Regions from separate parts of the Homo sapiens genome. Here region 1 is linked to region 2. A link is a loop called in an ENCODE intact Hi-C map of the cell type or tissue named here. Cell type or tissue: natural killer cell. All regions are shown on one strand. Each heading gives the region's core, and the rest is flanking DNA. Links, peaks and the distances in the headings are about the cores only. Region 1 overlaps LOC105370651 (a long non-coding RNA gene). Region 2 overlaps LOC105370651 (a long non-coding RNA gene).

What was found. A loop is a pair of places that touch in the nucleus more often than their neighbours do. Peaks named below come from ENCODE experiments on the same cell type or tissue, not always from the same donor. Only the 100,000 strongest peaks of a DNase experiment are listed, where the experiment ranks them.
Region 1: it touches region 2 in a loop (2.0-fold over the local background); 3 of 110 quality-filtered maps call a loop at or near these places.

Annotation. Positions count from the first base shown.
Region 1 is chr14:97,782,525-97,787,910 of GRCh38, forward strand. The region is part of intron 3 of LOC105370651 (a long non-coding RNA gene); the gene reads left to right. Among named protein-coding and RNA genes, the nearest start is that of LINC02312, 22 kb to the left of the region's middle. In natural killer cell, for the core only: no CTCF peak of the experiment used is centred there; no DNase peak of the experiment used is centred there.
Region 2 is chr14:97,706,868-97,712,253 of GRCh38, forward strand. LOC105370651 (a long non-coding RNA gene) reads left to right here. Exons shown (of 5, transcript XR_944186.4): 2 at 926-1,108. Among named protein-coding and RNA genes, the nearest start is that of LINC02291, 23 kb to the left of the region's middle. In natural killer cell, for the core only: no CTCF peak of the experiment used is centred there; DNase peaks (open chromatin) are centred at 944 and 2,924; H3K27ac peaks cover 2,819 bases.

The DNA of each region.
Region 1 (5,386 bases), core at 128-5,127, 76 kb after region 2:
AGAAGCTCATATCAACTGAGCTCCCCCTGCCCGGCTGGGCATTATGTGTCATTGATCCCCATAAAGACTCGGCCAGGAAAGTATCGTCATCTTTCTTTAAGCTGATAACTGAGATTCAGAGAGCTCAGGAAACTTAAGCCAAACGTAAAAACTAGGGGGGCCAGGATTCAAGTACTGGGAAAAGTTGCTCCACAGCCAGTGCTGTACATGCTTTCCTCTCTACTAAGCTGCTCGCAAAGGTGCAACAGAAGGACAAACTGAAAAAGAGAACTGTGGATACAGAGAGTAAATGGGGAAAATAGGGGAGAGAAGGAGGGGGAAGGAGAGAGATTGAGAGAGAGAGAAGACACACCCACGGATTCGACTTCTGTATATTCTCAATCCCTTTTGGCTTCAAAGGGTGTTTGATAAGTCAGACACTCTTCCAGAGCTGCAGATATGAACTAGTTGACACCTCACAAAGGAAAAACGCTTGCTTTTCTCATCCTAGTCTTGGTCAAAACCAGGAAGCAGAGAGCTGGGCAAACACAATCCGTTCTTTGAAGTTAATGTTTTCAGCGGTCTCCGGGGCTTTGGTTTGACTAGAGTGTTGGCGCTGGGGCTTGTGCTGTCCAACCCAATTTATCCTTGGTGCTGGATTTCAGCTGACACGTGGAGGAGGGAAATACAGGCCCATGTGCTTTGGAAAGCCTGTCCTTTAAGAAAGTACACTTGATGGCTTCAAGGGGCTCTTCAGGTTCTCCCACATTACTCTCAGGTCAGAGGATTTGAAAAGGAGCTCTACAATGTTATTTCATAAAACTTTTTTTCAATTTTAGAGGGTGGTCAGAAGGTGTAATTGCCTAGAAATGGCCTTATCCAGAATGAAAATTTTCTGTCACTCTTCCTGTCAAGAACATAGCTGATAACTAGAAAGAAAATCTAGGAAGAACTGCAAATAGACTGAAGATGCATTACAAAGAGGACTGAGGACCACGCTCCAAAGCTACCCACTTGCTTTTGCCCCACGTTTTCATAAACTGACGTATACTCATACGCACTTCTACTGGATTATACTCTCAGACTCTAAAAATACAGCCCAGAAATAAGCAAGAGGCCACCACAGACAGTGAACGAGTAAAACATGACAGATGAGAACTAGACAGAAAGCTCTCTGAAGCTCCTCACTAGAGAATAACAACAATGATAACAGCAACATAATCGACACAAGGAACTGGAGCCAGGTATTTTAGGGCAAACAGCCCTGCCCACTACGGTAGCCACAGTCGTCATCACTAATTTATAGTCCAGTGAAATGTGTCTTTCACAAAAGTGAATCCAAAACAGAAAGAAGGAAAAAAATAGAAAATAAAAGACAGGACCATTCTACGTTTGCACTTTTTAAAATAATCTTTTTCTTTGGAAATAGTTTTAGATTTACAAAAAAGAAACAAAAACCAAAACAAAAAAACATTGCGGAGAGTACAAAGAGTTCCCCTGTGCCCCACACTCATTTTTTCCTGTTGTTAACATCTGACTTTAGTTTGGTGCATTTGCCACAACTAATAAACCAATACTGATACACTGAGATTAACTCAAGTCCATACATTATTCTGATGCCCTTATTTTTTATGTAGTGTCCTTTTCCTCTTCCTGGATTCCACCCAGTATACTATGTTATATTTAGCCATCACATCCCTGTGGTCTGTTAGCTGTAGACTGTGAGTTTCTCAGACTTTCCTTGTTTCTGATGATGTTGCCAGGTATTTTGTAGAATTTCTCTCAGTTTTGTTCAACCGATGTTTTTCTTATGGTACGATTGGTGGTACAGATCTTGAAAAGGAAGATCACAGAGATAAACCACCATGCTCATCCCATCAGATCATGGGCACATACTGTCAACGTGACTTATCCCTGTTGATGTTGACCTCCGTCACCTCTCTGAGGAGGGTTTGTCAGGTTTCTCCACTGCCAAGTGACTCTTTATTCTCTTCCTTTGCACATTGAACTCTTTGTAAGGAAGTTGCTATGTACTGCCCACACTTAAGGGGTGGTGAGTTATGCTTCACCTCCTTGAGGGCAGAGTATCTAAATAAATTATTTGGAATTCTTCTGCATGAGAGATTTATTCATTATCTCCCATTTATGTCTTTATTCAGTCATTCATTATTATTAGGATAAAATCATGGCTATGTTATATTTCAGATTATAATTCAATACGATGTTATTTGTTGTATTGCTCAAATTGTTGTAGCTCTGAGCATTTGGAGCTCTTTCGTTTGTCTTCTGTTTTCTTCTGACATACCCCATTATTTTGTCTTTTGAACACTGCTTTGCTTTCTGGCACTGTCATATGCCAGGCTCATCTTGTATATTTCTTGCCTCAGGCCTAAAATCAGCCATTCTTCAAGGAACGTGGGCTCCTTTTATTGGGAATTGGAATTAGAAACCAAGACCTGGGCACTAGGTGTGCTCATGGCTGCTGTGGTGTCATTGCTTTTGAAGAACCTATTACAGCCATGCTCATTGTTTTATGTTTGATTTTACTTTGTTTCACAGACATGTTTTGTTTTGATTTTTTGTTTAAATCAAAGGTTTGTGATAACCCTGTGTTGAGCGTCTATCTCTGCCATTTTTCTAACTACATGATCTCACATCATGTTTCTGTGTCACATTTTGGTAATTCTCACAATATTTCAAAATTATTATTATATATGTTACGGTGATCTTTGATCATTGATCTTCGATGTTACTATTGTAATTGTTTTGGGGCTGTATGTGCCATGAGATGGCAAACTTAATTAAGTGTTATGTGGGTTCTGACTGCTCTACTGACCAGCCATTCCCCTGTCTCTTTCCCTCTCTTTGGGCCTCACTATTCCCCAAGACACAACAATATTAAAATTAGGCCAATTAACAACCCTACAATGGCATCAAAGTTCAAGTGAAAGGAAGAGTCACATATCTCCCACTTTAAATCAAAAGCTAGAAATGATTTCGCTTAGTGAGGAAGGCACACCAAAAGTCAAGACAGGCTGAAAGCTGGGCCTCTTGCACCAAATAGACATATTGTGAATACAAAGGGAAAGTTATTGGAGGAAATTCAAGTGCTCCAGTAAACACACAAATGATAAGAAAGTGAAACAGCCTTATTGCTGATGTGGAGAAAGCTTTAGTGGTCATGGTAGAAGTTCAAAGCAGCCACAAGAGTCCCTTAAACCTAATCCAGAGCAAGGCACTAACTCTCTTTAATTTTATGAAAGCTGAGAGAGGTGAGGAAGTTGTAGTAGAAAAGTTGGAAGCTTGCAGAGGTGGGTTCATGAGGTTTAAGGGAAGAAGCCTTCTCCATAACATGGAGGTGCAAGGTGAAGCAGTAAGTGCTGATGCAGAAGCTACAGGAAGTTCTGAAAAAGATCCAGCTAAGATCATTGATGAAGGTGGCTATGCTGAAGAACATATTTTCAGTGAGGATAAAATAGTCTTACATTGAAATAAGATGCCATCTATGACTCTCATTGCTAGGGAGAAGTCAATGCCTAGTTTTAAAGCTTCAGCGGACAGGCTAACTCTTGTTGTGATCTAACGAAGTTGGTGACTTTAAACTAAAGCCTAACGCTCATTTGCCATTCTGAAAATCCTACGGACCTTAAGAATTAGGCTAAATCTACTCTACCTATGCATCATAAATGGAACAACAAAGCCCAGAAAGTAAATCTGTTGACAGCATGGTTCACTGAATGGTTTAAGCCCACTGTTGAAACCTATTATTAATATTAAAAAAAATTCCTTTCAAAATGTTACTGCTCATTGATAATGCACCTAGTTACCCAAGAACACTGATATAGACGTATACAGAGATTAATGCTGCTTTCATGCCTACTAATACAATATTCATTCTACAGCCCATGGATCAAGAAGTAATTTAGACTTTCAAGTCTTATTACTTTTAAAAAAACGCATTTTTAAGGCTATAGCTGCCGTAGATAGTGATTCTTCTGATGCATCTGAGCAAAGTCAATTGGAAACCTTCTGGGAAGAATACACCATTCTAGATGTCATTAAGAACATTCACATCTCCTAGAAGGTCAAAAAGCAATATTAACAGGAGCTTGAAAGAAGCTGATATCAAACTTCATGGGTGGTTTTGAAGGGTTCCAGACTTTAGTGGAGAAAGTAACTGCAGATGTGGTGAAAATAGCAAGAGAACTGGAATTAGAAGTGGAACCTGAAGATGTGACTTGATTGTTGCAATCTCACGGTAGGACTTGAATGGATGAAGAATTGCTTCTTACGGATATGCAAAGAAAGTGGTTTCTTGAGATGGAATTGACTCCCGGTGAGGATGCTGTGAACATTGTTGGATGACAACAAATAATTGATAATATCATATTAACCTAGTTTATAAAGCAGCAGCAGGGTTTGAGAAGATTAACTTTGATTTTGAAAGAAGTTCTACTGTGGGTGAAATGCTGTCAAACAGCATCTCATGTTACAGTAAAATCTTTTATAAAAGGAAGACTTGATCAATGTGGCAAATTACATTTTTGTGTTATTTTAAGTAGTTGCCACAGCCACCCCATCCTTCAGCAACCAACACCTTAATTAGTCAGCACCCATCAACATGAAGGCCAGACTCTCCACCAGCAAAAAGATTGTGATTTTCTGAAGGCTCAGATGATCCTTGGCACTTGTTTAGCAACAAAGTAATTTTTAATTAAGGTATGTATACTTGTTAGACATAATGCTAGTACACATTTAATAGACTACAGCATAGAGTAAACATAACTTTTACAGGCACTGGGAGGCCAAAAACCTTGGGTGACTGGCTTTAACATGATATTCATGTTATTGCAGTGATCTGGAACTGAATACACAATGTCTTCAAGTATGCCTGTATTTTAAGAGAGATATACTTTTAAGAAGGCTGAAAATAGTATTCCATGGTGTATATGTGCCACAGTTTCTTAATCCAGTCTATCATTATTGGACATTTGGGTTGGTTCCAAGTCTTTGCTATTGTGAGTAGTACCACAATAAACATACGTGTGTCTTTATAGCAGCATGATTTATATTCCTTTGGGTATATACCCAATAATGGGATGGCTGGGTCAAATGGTATTTCTAGTTCTAGATCCCTGAAGAATTGCCACACTGTTTTCCACAATGGCACATGTATACATATGTAACAAACCTTCACGTTGTGCACATGTACCCTAGAACTTAAAGTGTAATAAAATATATATATATATTTTATTTATATATATTTTATAAAATATATATATATATTTTATTTATATATATTTTATAAAATATATATTTTATTTATATATATTTTATAAAATATATATTTTATGTATATATTTTATAAAATATATATTTTATGTATATATTTTATAAAATATATATT
Region 2 (5,386 bases), core at 133-5,132:
AGGACCACGTGGGGTCTGGCTGAGGCTTGGCATCAGGGCATAGCTGGCTCTTCACAGGGAGATGACCACAGCTGCCCAGGCCATGGTAGGCTGAGAATGAAGGAGGAGGAGCATAGGGACCTTTGTGAGGGCAGGAGGTTTCCGGGTAGAAAGAACAGTGCTAAGTCACTATTGAGGTTGAGGTGCTTCCTCTTTGGGTTGTAAATTCATTCTGCCCTTCCCACTCCCTCAGTGGGATCTGCAACCACAGCAGACCCATGAGGGAAGGAGCAGAGCCCAGTCTGTGCATGTGTGCATGTGTGTGAACATTGAAGTGAGTGGGAGATGGCCATGGTAGTACAGAGAAGTCACAAGAGAATCAGGGAAGAAGGATGGAGAAGGTCAAGCCTCTCCATCCTCGAGGTCAAGGTATGAGAGAGGCAAACAACCAGAGTGTCTGAGAAGGCAGAAGGATGGGTTTCAGTGAATCCTGTGGCATGAAGATTTAGGTTATTAACACGGGGATATGACGGAAGATGGCGCAAGGACAGCTCGGGAGTGAGTTTATGACTCCATGCTTCTGAGACCTGAGCATCCTGCTATGTTCCAGGCACAATGTCAACCCTCTCAGTCATTCATTTATGCCCTAGAATGAGCCTGTAGGCATGGTACTATTGTTATGCCTATTTTACAGTAAACAGAGACACAGAGAGATGAAGAAAATGGACCAAGTTAATAAGTGAAAAAAGGCAGAAATGAACCCAGTTGGGTTGGCTCTGCAGCTTGTCGTTGTAACTGCGATGCCCTGGTGCCTGTCTGTGCTCCGTGTTTCTACCCCACTGCAACTCAATGGGCAAACTGCAGAGACTCCAGTGGCTGTTAAAGTGCAGATACTCCTTTTAAAACTAACCACTTCCCTTTTGCTTTTGACTGAAACTCATTGCAGGACCACAAGCTGAGAGAGGGCAGCAATGGAAACCCAGCCAAACTATTAATGGAAGGCTGGGTCCCATTCTTTATTATCCTTCTGTGGTCTCGTCACCAGCAGGGTGAGCCAAAGCCGAGGGCAAGAACACGCTGGGTGACCTTCCACACCCCAAATGCAAGATCAAGTGCTGTGGAGAAGGAGGTAAGCTGTGGCTCTTCATTAAAGCAAATATCATTAGACATATGTTCAAGATAACAGAGTGTTTTGACCCCAGCAAGCATTTGAACTGCAGTGAAAATTCATTTTCCTTCTCTGAGGGTACAGGAAGCAGAGAATTTTTCCAGGACTAAAGCCACCATTATGAATACGTATTCCTCAATAATGAAACCTGTATTAATAATTGAATTAGTAATTCAACAAATATTTTGGCAGGCCTACTATGTTTTGGGTAGTGTGTGTGTGTGTGTGTGTGTGTGCGCATGCACACCTGCACAGGACATCTTTATAATTTGCTTCTCATCATGTTTTTTCTAGTAACTGCCCAGCTTGACTGTCCATATCTTTACTGTTATTTTAAAATCCACTTTAGTGGTAGAATGTTACTCTGTCCCCTGGCTGTTTTATTGGTCTCGTGTTGGTCATCCAACCCCAAATAAGCCAATCTAAGGCTTATCTAGGAAATTTTGAGACAGAAACTGGGAAATGGGGTACAGTTTTGTTGAGAAAGTCTGGAAGAGAGAAGGGATATGTGAAGACTTTGGCTGAAGTGTTGGCTACCACATTTCTTATCAAGTAGATATGAAAAACAAAAGGAGAGAGGGGAGGGGGCATGAAAGGATGGTGGGAGGGAAGGAGAGAGAGAGAGAGGGAGAGGAAATAAGGGACATGGACAAAAGCTGAGAGGGCCTGAAAGCACCTGACATGAGGATCTTTTTTCTATCCATTCGTGAAGACTACCAGTGTTCCTTTCTTAAGCTCCCTGTGACGTCTCATTATCTTCAGGATAAACTTCCCTTTTTGCTTCATTTATCTAAGTGGAGTTATCAATGCTGCTTCATTGACCTGACCACCAAAGTTGTACCCTAACAAGTCCTCATTAATCCCCACCCATATGCCACTGGCATGCTGGGCACTGAGAATGCCCAGAACTCAGATCCTGCTCCCAAAGCTTCCTAGTCTAGAGAAGGTGATGCTGTTCAGGGATATTAGTTAGCATATGGGGAAAGGATACTCTACTGGAAGACCTCTAGGAAGAGAAGAGTGAATCTTGAGCTGGGCCAGAGTCTGGAGGCCCCTCCCAGACCTCATGCTTCCACTGCGTCTTAGAGGATGTGTCCACTGTCAGCTCAAAGAATCTGTGCAGACCCAGAGGTGCGAAATAGGAAGGCATGAGTCAGTGAGCATGGCTTGGTTTGGCTGTATGGGGGAATTGATGGATTAAGAACGGGTTAGGGCAGGAAGAGAGGCTGGAAGGGAAGTTAGGGGCAGAGTAGGAAGGACCTTCTAGGCCAGTTTAAAGAGTGTGGGCTGGACCTTGGTAAAGCTTGTTAAGCAGGCCCTCCTGTAGAAGTTGCCAGTGATGGTCGCGTTCCATAGCAGACATTCCTGGAGAAAAGGGAAGTTCACTGTAGAACAGTATAGATATTTTCTATTGCCCTAGCTGGAATGAATATTTGATTTGTAGGTTTTCTAAAAGATTCATCTTGAAAAACTTATATAAATATCCTCTTCCTTCTTCTGCATTTGATAAACCAAAAATCTTCAAATTGAAGGATTCTTTATATTTTTTCAAACAGGTATAAACAGGAGAAAAAGCACTGGGTATAACAACCCACAAAAGGTGATGTAAGAATAAATAAGAAGTGAATAGTAATAGTAGCAGCAACAACCGTGGCTGAGTGTTGAGTGTCCGCCATGAGCCAGGGACAGCGCCAAGGGCTGTGTTCAAGAGAAAGGCACAGTAACAAAACCAACTGATGGGGACTGCGAGGGGAGGGGTGGAGAGAGGCTGCCCGGATGCACATCCTGGCTCTGCCCCTTGCTGACAATGTGGGCTTGCATATGTCACATTAGATGGGGGTGTCTATAATAATTTCCTCATAGGGCTGTCAGGAGGATTCAGTGCAATAATTCAAGTTCAGTGCCGGGGACACTGTTAGTGCTCAGGAAGTGTAAATTATTTGTTCCTTAAAATTAAGAAAAAGAGAAATGATTGATAGATAGATAGATAGGACAGAGATAGCTAGAGAGAGAGAGATAAACATTGATATATTTAAAAATACATCTCTCCATCATATTCCAATGCAACTGCAATTCTACACATTTCTTTCATTGCAAAATTCAGTGTGTTTATATGACATGAAATATCAGTTGTAGACCACCTGAGGGGGAAACCAAGAAGGAGAAAAGCTGACAGTGACTCTTCTTGACTGATATTAAGTCTAAAAATGCTGTGATTTATTGACTATTCTTAGTGAGTACAGATGGCTTTGATAAAATGACTTGTATTTTAGTTTATTACTTCAATGAATATATATTGGATAACATTTGGAAAAATAAAATGAATTTTAAAATGTACTTCTCATGTTAATATTTTAGGTATTTTTCTTCTCATTTCTTTTCATACAGTCATTTTACAAAGGATTGTGAATGCACACACACACACACAATTTTGTACCTTTCAATTCCATTTCATTGTTTGATATTCATTTAAAAACTTTGTATACTTTTGTAATAATATGTCAGATATCTGCATATTATGATTTTATATGGATGATACATGATTTACCTACTCTTTGCATTGGATATTTCTGTTGTTTCCAAATGGTAATGATTTTGAATAGACACATGTTCATACCATTAAGAATAACAGGAGATTGTGGTTAACCTACCCCAGTACATTTACAAACACTCAAACCCAGTCCTGGTATCACCAACATCAAAATTGTATTATATGAAGACAATTTTAGGGACAGCTGCAAACACCATAGCAATCCTTGTTTTTGTCCTCCTGAAGGAAGAGAGTACCTAGGCTCTAAGCCACACATATATAGGTTCAGAATCTGCTACTTTCTAGCTGTAGCCTTGGGCTGCTGCTTGACCTCTCTAAGCATTTCCTTTCTCAGCCATAAAACTATAAAATGTGAGTAATATTGCAACCCTCTCCAGGTGATTGTAAAGATTAAATCACATTCCTTTGATCCCTATGCATTCCAAATCCCACCTACATGATATTCATAGTGCTAATCAGGTGTGAGAGCTGAGTCCAAATCTGATTTCTTTCTGCAGACAGAAAACCTTACGCAGGCAGGAGTGATGTCTCCTTTGTACCTTTTGAACTTAGAACGATGACTGTCGTGTAACAGCCACTTGGTGAGCAGTTATTAAACAAATGACTGAGTATCCCCTCAATATGAAAACTTGAAAAAATTTAGTAATCGTTTGATCGTCTCAGGGAATGACACGGTCTTCATTTTCTATGTCCAACACTACAGTTATGCAGGCGACTGAACTTCTATTGCAGAATATTTTCCACTGGAATGTAATTGTATTTATGGAAATTATAATGTATGTTCAGCAAAACAAACCTCGATTCCATTGTCCTACGTGGAATAAGTCTAGAGAACAATAGACTTTCTTAGTGGAATGCACCCTCCCATACATTGCTACAAAATCACAAAGAAAAGGAAAAAAGGGAAAGTGATTTTCCCAACAAAGCGTCTCTACATGTGGGTGGTCAATGATGTTTACCTAAAATGGATTTGTGGCTGAAGAGAAAATTCTGATTTCCCGAAAGGTGAATCTCACTGATGTTGATTACAGAAATAAGTTGTACTGCTTGATGTAAAGGGAGGAAAAAGTAACTTTTTAATTTATCTCTGCCCTATCCAAACAAGGGCCAGGAAAGATTACATGTTTTCCTGTGATTCAGTTCTACAGAGGCAAGAGACTCTATCAATATTGAAGTTGTAAATACCGGAACATTAGATTTGCTTTCTGCCCATGAAAAGCAGATTTTGTTGCTTTTCTCTTCTCTCTGCTGACAACATGCATAAACAGTGGCCCAAAATGTGATTATTCCCTGTGGATGCCCAGGTCCTTCCTGTTGCCTCCCCTCCGCAGTTTGGGGGAAGGGTTGTCAACCCCCGTGAGATGCCGCAACCCGGAAGCAGGTCCTTGTTAATATTTTCCTCATGAAACTTTGAGCATTTAGGCAAAACCAACACAATCGCTTTTTCCCTCCAGATAAATAATTAGATCTCTGAGGCTGCTTATTATCAGAAGCCCCTTATATAAGGAGCAGAGTGATGGTTCTTTCATCATGTCATGTGAGTGGCTGTGACACACACTGGGCACATGTGTGTCCTGACCTGGGCTCCAACAGCATCTGTGGCAGGTAACCCTAGGGTTCCAGAAATAGACTCTGCAGACAGGCAGAATAGGGTGTGGGAAGCATCTTCGTCTCTGCGGAGCCATAGT